Regions from separate parts of the Mus musculus genome. Here all the other regions are linked to region 1. Evidence: chromatin loops called from intact Hi-C (ENCODE). Cell type or tissue: heart. All regions are shown on one strand. Links, peaks and the distances in the headings refer to the core of each region. The heading gives the core; the rest is flanking DNA.

Region 1 (3,320 bases), core at 259-2,758:
CTACCAAGGTCATGGAGAAAGGTGACACATTGTTTATATATCCCTACTCACCTTAACCACAGGGTGAACCCAAGTTCCAAAACGGTAGTGACAAGGCTGCTAGAGTGTTCTGCCCTCTGATCCAAGCCCCCAGAATGAAAAATCCTCTTACCACTTTTCTCGTCTGTTACCACCTCTACAAGCAATGGTCTCTTGATGTCAGTTAATTACTAATAACTTTTAGGTAGATCGAGCAAACCTTTTCATTAATGAACCAACTTAAAATTCTGACATAGAGCACTACAGGAGTCCTAGAGCCTTGTGTATAGAGAATTTACCACAGACTGGTGCTGAGCTTAAAAGTAACATCATTATTCAGTTTAGAGATAATGGGCTCAACAAAGCAAATTTAATAAATCCTTCCGGGATCTAAGCAGAGGAAAATTAAAATTAGAAGTATAAATTGTTAGTTCTAGGGCAAGAGAGTGGCTCAGTTGCAGTCTTCCTGCCTATAGGATGACTTGTATGTGGCCCCTGGCATCCACCTGCATTAGGAAGGGAGATCACATTCTTTTTACATGTGCAGACATTTCCTGAATCCCACCAGCAATGGCTATGTCCATATGACAGCATCGCTCTCGCTGCATAGAATGGACGCGATTTACAACCGGTCCTCTGAGTGGAAAGGCATTCCGAAAGCTTCTCGAAACTTAACGCTGTCAAGGTGAGGGGAGTGTAAACACCCAGGGAGGGAAAGTGACCTGAGCTGAAAAGAGACCTGCTCATCGGAACTCTGAGCTCTTCCACCTCAGGTTCTTGTCACGAGGTGACTAGCAACAGTTTTGGTGAAGATCCACTTCATCCCAACATTCCCTCCCAGATAAACGGACGGGAAGCCTATTGTGCCAAGTTCAGAAATTAACTCCTTAAAAGTCGTTCCCAGGTCCTCCTGCCTCTACATCCTCCCCTTTTCTCTCCCTTAATTCTCTCTTTCTGAAATGACCCCAGCAAGAGCTGCCTGGGTTGTAACCATTTAAAAAAAAAAAAACATTGTGTCTGCTTTTCTTCACCTTAGGGGGAAAGCCATGCTGGTCCATTGATAAGCCAGGTGATTTTGACAGTTGAGGATATCACAGGGAAGGAGAGTCTTTCATCTCCAACTTATTGACAAAAGGTTATGAGCAAGCAGGTTTCAAAGTCTCACTTCAGCTGTGACATTATCTCCAAGGTCAGGCTTGAGATTTAAGCATTATTCTCCATCGCTGAAACGCAATTCTGCAAAGCACATAGAGGGAGACGTTGAGTGGTCCGAGCAGCACGGCTCACAAGAAATAGGGAAGGGAGTGACAATCTTTCTACAAGTCTGTCCTCAGTTTTCAGGACTCTGGCTTTTTGGAGGAGTAAGATCCTGTCTCAACATCTGGTGACACCCTTGAGGAGTGAGCCTCAGCAGAGACCTGTGTCTGGGTCATGGTGGCTGCGAGGCACTTTCATGAAGGGCTCTTGCGCCCCCTAGCGATGGGCGTCTTAGCTGTCGACGTCTACGCTAAAGTGGCAGCAATGTCCCGAACCAGAAACAAAACAAAACACAAAAACAAAGGGAGACTTAAGATCTCCATCTACCCGGCTCTGGATGGGCCAATTCAAACGATCCTCTCTGGTCCCATTCTGTTCTGCCCGTAGACTTCCACACATAAAGCGATTCCTTCTGCTTCATGCACCGCCTCACTGAAGCTTGGTCCTTGCAATCCTTACTCCCATAAGATTTTTCCCGACCGCATGCGCCTGCAGAAGTTCTGTCAATCCATGTTCCTCTCGCCTGGCAGATCATAAGAGGGCCCTTCCTCCCAGGAGTTGTCCGCAGGCTGTCTGAGTCCCGCAGCCCACTCAGAACACTGATTGCTGAAATACATTGTTTACTTTTTACTTTCCATGTTAACAGCCCTGTCGCCGCGAAGACTTTCCCAGAAGGACAGATTATTTAAATTCAGAGTGGCATTTTTATTTCTGCCCAAGCTAGGCTCTCACAGAAAGTGCGAGAATGACAGGCAGCCTGAAAAAAAAAAAATCCTTCCTGCCCCCAGCCCCTCCCTTCCACAGCTTGGCCTCATTTGCCAGGGTGAGAAAAAAAAAAAAAATGGACTTTCAACCTTTCTTTCCTGGGTTGTCACACAGAGAAGCCAGTACATGCTGATTTTAAGTGACAGCATGTACCTACCTTAAGAAACCGTCCCTGGCTAGGTAGAATCTAGTGACATTTCTGGAGGCTCCTTTGGGGACCCAAATAAGTAGACCCATTTCCCCACTTTCTCTCTGAGATTAAAAAAAGGGGGGCTAGAGATCACATAGGAAGTCAAAATATCATGGCAGACAAGATGAGATCAGAACCCTACACCTCATGAGAAGATAAAAGTGGACCGCTAGATGTCCGGACTGAACGAGCATCTTGCCCTTCCGTGACAGAACCGCCAGGCCAGACAGGCAGGCTGTCCGTGGGAGGAGGAGGGGAGGGAACAACACTCTTCTACATGAGCCAAGTATGTCCAAGTTCCTATCTTCACCGTTCTCCGGGAAGGCTCCCTCGGGTGCTCCTGGGAGCTGGAGTCCCAGGGAGAGGACACCCCCAGCGGCACACATACACACACCCAGAGCACGGAGAGCCAGGTTCTGCAGCTGGATTAGAAGGCCTATCAGTCCTGGTCTTCAGTCTTTGCTTTTCCCTGGTGCTAAAGCAAGAGCTGGCTTCCCTCACCTGGCCTCTGCCAAAGTACAAGGGGGTCCCCCACATGCCACCTCTTCCTTCTGTGACAGCTGCAGCTCTCTTTGGTGGCTGGCAGTCCTAAACCAGTCCTAAAACCCAAAGTTGCCGCCTCCTAAGTACAAACTGACAGCATTCCAGATTCGGAGGTCCCCACTCTCCCTCCCAGAGCCCTACCCACCCACAGTCACACCTAGAGGCGGTGTTCTATGCCAGTAGTAAAGGCAGGGGAGGCGGGCTCCGGCTCGGGGCTCTTTGAAGGCAACAGGTCCCCAATTACTTCCCGCTCATTAAACTGTGGACGTAGCCTTGCCTGGCTCTTGTAAATCAAAGAAAACACGACTAGCCTTGCCATACTCGGGCTCTGTCTGCAGCCTCCGCCAATTAGCACTCTAGTTAATCAAACTTTAGAAGGTCCCTGGAGAGGCGGTGGAACTGGGAGCAGGCCGGAGCAGAAAAGACCCATTCAGTCTCCGCTTTGCCTGGCTGAAGGCAGCCACTTGTTTTCAGTCAGTTTTCTCCATCTTTAAAGTGGGCTGCTCTGTACATCCCTTAAGCTGTGTGTGCGCATGCGTGCGTGTGT
Region 2 (3,320 bases), core at 309-2,808, 1.5 Mb before region 1:
AGAAGAAGAAGAAGAAGAAGAAGAAGAAAAGAAGAAGAAGAAAATAAGAAGAAGAAAATAAGAAAGAATATTTTAACATGGAAATGGTAATGTAGAAATATTCTAATATATCTCAATTCCAGCACAAACTTAATGAAATGTTCTTTCTGTTTGGTTGTGACTCTTGTTGTTCATCGCAGTTATCACAAAATCCTAAAACTCTACTTTTCTGAAACATTAAAAAGATGTTACATCATGGTCCAGCCAAGTGTATGAGCTGTAATTGTGCACATGTAGCTCCATATAGATTGAATACTATATTTTTAATTTTAGGACGTTCACAATATCCATCTTCCCAAAGAGACATATGTTCAATGATAGTAAATAAGGCAGATTTTTGTGCTTTATTATATGGTACTTATATTTTATTAAAATCAGAGTGATAGTTTCAATTCACCCATCATTAGTATTTATACAGATTTTTGGGGGAGTTCAATTTATATATTGAGTAAATAGTAAACTGATCTTATTCTCTGTTTAGCACAATTTTCTTAAAGTATGGAGTAGGCTAAAGGCAAATGGTGTCCAATTTCTATAGGATACTTAGGACCGGAAATGATAGAACCACTATAAAGGGTTAAAACTAAAACTAGTTTACTGACCATGTATGGTTATATGTTTGTGAATAAATAACTGATTGATATGCTCAGCCTAGCACACATTCCTCTAAATGCCACATAGAACAATAAAAATATAGTGCTGTGAAAGAATGGACTGAGGAAGCTAAGAAAGATCTGTTTTATACTTGGATATAATCTGAGAGTCTTCAACTTTACATAGCGTCAATAATCTTAAAGATAGAGAACACAGCAACAAATAATAAGCCAATTTCTGACTTTTATTTAGAGAAAAAAGGATATTATGGTTGAGCCTTGTGGCTGCATGCCTACAATAGGGAGCACTAGGCAGGACCTTGTGACTTTCAAGGCCAGTTTGGGCTACCTGGAAGGACTATGTACATAATCAGGAAATAATAACACACTATAAATCGAAAAGTATCTCAAAGTTTTAATATTAAAAAAGAAGGTAGTGGTTTTACAAAGTAGCCCAGTTTCTGAAGAGATGTCTCAGCTGTAAGACCACTTACTCTTGTTCCAGGGGGCCAGTGTCCAGTTCCCCCCAGTAACATTGGGTGGCTTACAACTGCTCACAGCCCCAGCTGGAGGGTTTCTGATTTGCATGGACAACTGCACACAGGTGTCACATACTCTCGCAGACACATCCACATACACAGAAATAAATCTCTTTAGAAAAGCATCCAAAGCATTTGTAGATTAAGATTTGGTCATTTCTAAAATGATTCTGTTATTTAGAATCAACGGAAAACACACACAATAAACTCTAAGCAAGAAGACTTAGCATGGAGACTTGGAAGGAACATAGAATTAGGGAAAGCTAGAAGCAAGGATTTTAAAACTAATATATCATTGTTCTTACCCAAAAATTGAACAAGGAAGCTACTCAGTGTGAAGAACTAAGCCTGAATTCAGGGGTTATGGGGAAAAATGCTATTTTACAATCCAGATGGAAATCAACAGTAAAGGAATGTTTTCAAAATCTAAGGTCTGTAACCTTGTAACTTTAATACTAGGCTTTCCATGTTGTCTCCTGTGCTGAACACCTGCACTTGGGAGATGGGTCTATCACATGCTACAGGCTTAGTCTCCATTGTACTTGAGGACTATCTGAGACCTCTGCTATTCTTCTTGTAGTTGAGTGAGGTACAGTCTCTCTCAGTGAGTGATATAAAGAAGTACTGGGGAGAGGCAAACTGATGGGATGTTTGGAGTAGCAAAGTCTTGCCTGGCTCCTGGTCTCTAGCCATTGCTAGTGATATGCACTTCCAGAAGATGGAGCTATAGCTCAGTCAAAGTGCTCACGAATGAGAGAGAGGGAGCAGAGAGAGAGAGACAGAGGGGAGAGAGAGAGAGAGAGAGAGAGAGAGAGAGAGAGAGAGAGAGAGAGAGAGAGAGAGATTGAAATTTAACATCTCAGAATCTGTTTTAATCATCTTTTTAAAACATAATAATAAAATAGTGCTAAATGGTAGTAGAAGGTAAGAAATGGGTCAAAAACATAGTTGTTCAGATCAAATCCAAAAGATTTTTTTTAGCTTAAAGTGCTTTATTTAGTATATAGTGTTTATGAGAATAATTTGAATGGGCTGAAGGTGTTCTTGAACAGAATTCAGCCCTCTTAAAGAGAATGAAAGATATCACGATTTAGATTTTACAAAAATGAGAATAGTCGGAGACAATCAAAGGTGTGTGTGTGTTTTCTTTGAAAGAAGGTATCTTTCAAAGTCTATGGGAGAGCACCCTTATATCCTCAAAATTGTTAAGATTGTGCTGCTTCATAGTCTCCATTTGTCTCTATCGCAAGATTTTTTTTTAACTATATACCTCCTCCTTCACCTGTCCTTTGCCAACATTTATTACAAGTGATAATAGTACTGCTCTCCCATGAGTATGTAGTACACCTCTATCTCATTATACATCCCCATCTTAGAAATCTGTGTGTGGCCGACATCACAAAAGACCATAATAGAGTTCGTTGCCATCCGTGCAGGGCAATCACCCTCTTATAGAAGCCAACTGTCTATGAAGGAAGACTGTTCTGGACCAGTGGGCCAGGGGATGAGATATGTTCTAGGCAGCAGTGTCTTTCAGCAACATCACAGAAAAGGCTTTAGAGCTAAATCATAAGTGTGAACACCAGAATTTAAATTTGAATCATTTTCCCAACTACAGAAATGTTCCCATGAGCTTGATACTCTGGAAGCCCCGCAAGGCCTCCTGAGTGTGTGAGATTTGGGTTACGGTGGGCAAAGTTGAGGGTTGGAGTTAGAAGAAGAATGAGGCTCATCTGAGGTATTACTAGAAGTCTGTCTTATCACTCTGCTCTTCAAATGTGTAGCTTTATGCAAGTTTGAGATGTACAGTCAGGGCTTTTTTTCCCTCTAAAGTTTTTTTTACATGTAATGATATATAGTAGCTGTTGTTCTTCTTTCTCTTTTATTATTCCTTTCTTTGTGTGTATGTCTGTGTGTGAGTCTCTCTCTCTCTCTCTCTCTCTCTCTCTCTCTCTCTCTCTGTGTGTGTGTGTGTGTGTGTGTGTGTGTATGTCTCTGTGTGTATGGCTGTGTGTATACAAGACTGGGTATACCATGGTATATAAGTGCTCACGTAGAAATGAGATCAGAAGACAACTTTGTGGCATTATTTCTCTTTACACAGTTTCACAGATTCCAGGAATCAAATCCGGGTTGCTAAAACTAAGCA
Region 3 (3,320 bases), core at 309-2,808, 310 kb before region 1:
AAGATGAAAAAGAAATATTTATGAGATAATTTTACATCAGACTCTAATTTCAAGGTCGATACGATAGTGACTATTCTTCTAAAATTAATTTTAGCATAGGTTGTTTACGTCTCTGGTTTGTTGACATGTTTTCTTCTTTGTTAGTTGCTTTTGTTTTGAGGCAGATCTTGTAGTGTAGGTTGCCCTGAAATTCTTGATGCTTTGTATCTGTTCAAGAGTGCTTCTTGGATCCCTGTTCCCTCCCTTTGATCTCGTGAAAGCCTGTAAGCACACTACATACAAGAACTGTAGAGATTTCCAGAGAGTTCCTAGAGGTGCTGCGCTATGTGTGAGTGTTATATGCTCAGGCCCTTGCAGAGGCTCCTGTGTAGGTCCTTCCCTTCGAGGTATGATGTAATCAGTCTTCAGCTTTGATTGACACCCCTGGAAAGAAAAGGATGGCCATGGGTATTCTAAGTAAGAATATACAAGCAAACAAAGATAATCAAGTATAGTTTCTTTCTTTCAGTCAATAGCTCATACAGAACAGAAACTGGGGGGAAATATAGATTTACTGAGAACCTTCCCCGTTTGCCTCTGAAAGCCCCCTCCAGGGATCTCTGCCAGCCTCTAAGATGTCTTATCTGGATCATTTCGCTATTGCATTCTAGAATGTTCTTCCAAGACAAACAATGTGGATAAATTCCATAGGCTTCCGAGATTGTACTTTTGAAAATATAAATCTGAGTTATTTAATAAATTTTGTCCATGAGACACAGCATCACAGCTAAGATATACAGATTTTCACCGCAGTTTATGCTGTGTTTTCAGTACCCGCCTTTCAAGATCATAAATAAAAATAGCTTCATATCCCCAAACCATTATTTATTATTCTGAAACCTGGATGTTGAAAATGAACTGAAATATAATGAACAAAATACCAAGAATACAAAGTGATTAGTTAGGCACAAAGCAAAGCAAAATTGAATTAGGTTAGAAATTATATATATTTTTGGATTCATGCAAATGCAGTAACTACTTACACATTACAACTTTGGAACATATCTGATCATAATTATTATTATTATTATTATTGCATTAATTAACATCAAAGGCAGGAGAGTTCACATTTGAGCTAAGCGCATCGGATGTCAGTCCAGTTATCAACTAAGTCAGCTTGGTTCTGTGGAAATTAAATACTGTCACACTTTCATCTGCTTAGAGTTTTGAATTCTAGAGAGCGCAGAGTTACTTTGACAATTGCGGTACTAATCCTCCTTCAAAGCACTGAAAGGGTTACAGATCTCCTGCTTATTTTTTTTATGAACATATGCTAAAAATAACAAGTCAGTGGAATTTAGTCCCATGCCCCGATGTGTGGGCATAATTTGTTTAATTTCTCAGTAGTCCGTTGGCTATTTCTGTGTCCTTTAAACTATCTAATGGCAAGTGTGAGGACAACACTTTCTGCTCCTGTCATTCTTCTAACTTTTTAGCAATTAAAATTTGAGATTCATATTTGGAATTTTATTTTGGTTAATGATTAATATCCTGTAAAGAAGAAGCGTGACATATGGTGTAAAATTTTGCTGTTCTATTTTTCAAGATCTTTTTATAGCCCCCCCATCACGTGTTTTCCTAATCAGACTTTTCCTCGTGCAGTTAGTTGATTCTTTGCCACCAGAGGGCAGTATAAAAATTGATTTAGTTAATAAACATAATGTCGCTTTTCTTTTTTTTTTGTATACCATTGTTGTAGGTACCACGCTGACTAGCAGATATAGATGCCTTCTTTTCAGCCATAAACGAAATACAGATCTCTGACTGAAGATTATGGCCATGCAGTTATAGGTTGTAATTTAAATTGTCCCTTTTTTTTGTTCCTAGCGTTAAAATTGTCACACTAGACAAAATATTATCCAGTCATGTAGGCCTAGAAAGTCACAATTGTAAAAGCACATTGTCTTAATCAGGTGTGGGTTTTTTTTTCCTTTCTTGAGAAAGGAAGACCATTTGAGTCGATGGATCTTGGCTAAATTTTATTGCATATATTCTTATTTGGCACATTATGCTTGATAACATTTTTCTCAAAAAATGAATTCTGTGTTATTAGCTGCTTCCCAATTTTATTGAAAATCAGAGTTGGAAACTATAAGGTTCAGCAAGTAAAAGAATTTGGAGGCTAACACACATACTTTTGGTTTACTTAATATAGTCAATGTTCAGTTAGTTTCCTGTGAGATATAAAAAGGTTCTCTCTTAGTTTGCCAACTTGAAAGTCTCTAATGTTCAAAAGAGGATACCATTCTTGATGGCTAAAAATGTTAAAATCCTCTAATGATACTATACATATTTATAATTAATTAGGTATCTATTAAGGCGGCACAAAACATTTTTAGGGATTAGTTAGGCTCTGCTTCTATGTTATCTTAACTTACCTTTTATTTATTTTTATGCATTTAAAATCATTGATATGAAAGTTATAAATATATTTATCATAGTCAGTCCTCCCTCCCCAAACACTACCCCCTCAACTCAGGCTTATGAATACTTAATTACTAGATTTGAAAGTGTTACTGTCTGGTTAAAAATGCAAGGCTTATGATATTGAATGTGCAATTTTGAAGAAATGAGGAACGCCATTTGTTTTTATTAAGCTGGGATTTGAATGTTTGAGGAACGCATTGAGGGAGGCATTGCTTCAGAAATGGAAGTAATAACCCTCATTTGTAGTGTTGAAAATATTATTTTTACGCTATGCCAATTCTTTATAAATAAACACAGGAGCCCAGGTTTGCAAGGGATCAATTTGCTTTGTCTGTCTACTGATAAATTATTGGAGATTTTTGTTTGTTGGATGTCTTTGTTTGTTTGTTTGTTTGCTTTTTGGTGTTTTGTGTCTGATCGTTCACTCTGTGGGGAATTGCGTATAACAAAAAAAAACCACAACAAAATTAGAAATAAGCCTCATTGATGTCTAGATGGAATACTACTGTCTTACGGTGGAGGGATTGATGAGCGAATATAAGAATTCCAATATATAAGAAATTGTTATGATGCTGTTTATTTTTTACAAATAAATGAAGGAGACCATGAGATACCCTTCTCCCCTAAAATTCTGTATGTGCATTCAGGAAGTACACAGGGCAAAAGTAAGCAATGGAGACACTTTAAAATGGAATCTGTGCCGCAGTCCCTGCATATGGCCGATAATAGCGATACGTGTTTGGCTATATTTTTATCAGCAATTATTTTGTTTTGAGAATTGACTTATGACAGAATTCTGAGGCCATTGTGAAGATGGCTTTCGCTTATTTCAGCCGTGCTCTTTTTTTTTTAGT

What was found. A loop is a pair of places that touch in the nucleus more often than their neighbours do. Peaks named below come from ENCODE experiments on the same cell type or tissue, not always from the same donor. Only the 100,000 strongest peaks of a DNase experiment are listed, where the experiment ranks them.
Region 2: it touches region 1 in a loop (4-fold over the local background); 6 of 42 quality-filtered maps call a loop at or near these places.
Region 3: it touches region 1 in a loop (10-fold over the local background); 30 of 42 quality-filtered maps call a loop at or near these places.

Annotation. Positions count from the first base shown.
Region 1 is chr8:48,220,709-48,224,028 of GRCm38, reverse strand. It overlaps Gm32923 (a long non-coding RNA gene), which reads right to left. Exons shown (of 3, transcript XR_870430.3): 1 at 1,050-3,320. Among named protein-coding and RNA genes, the nearest start is that of Gm32923, 2.3 kb to the right of the region's middle. In heart, for the core only: a CTCF peak has its summit at 1,495; a DNase peak (open chromatin) is centred at 1,478; H3K4me3 peaks cover 726 bases; H3K27ac peaks cover 458 bases; H3K27me3 peaks cover 345 bases.
Region 2 is chr8:49,707,467-49,710,786 of GRCm38, reverse strand. No RefSeq gene overlaps it. Among named protein-coding and RNA genes, the nearest start is that of 4930555F03Rik, 340 kb to the right of the region's middle. In heart, for the core only: a CTCF peak has its summit at 1,866 (motif pointing right); no DNase peak of the experiment used is centred there.
Region 3 is chr8:48,525,960-48,529,279 of GRCm38, reverse strand. The region is part of intron 2 of Tenm3 (teneurin transmembrane protein 3); the gene reads left to right. Among named protein-coding and RNA genes, the nearest start is that of Gm39178, 130 kb to the left of the region's middle. In heart, for the core only: a CTCF peak has its summit at 1,656 (motif pointing right); no DNase peak of the experiment used is centred there.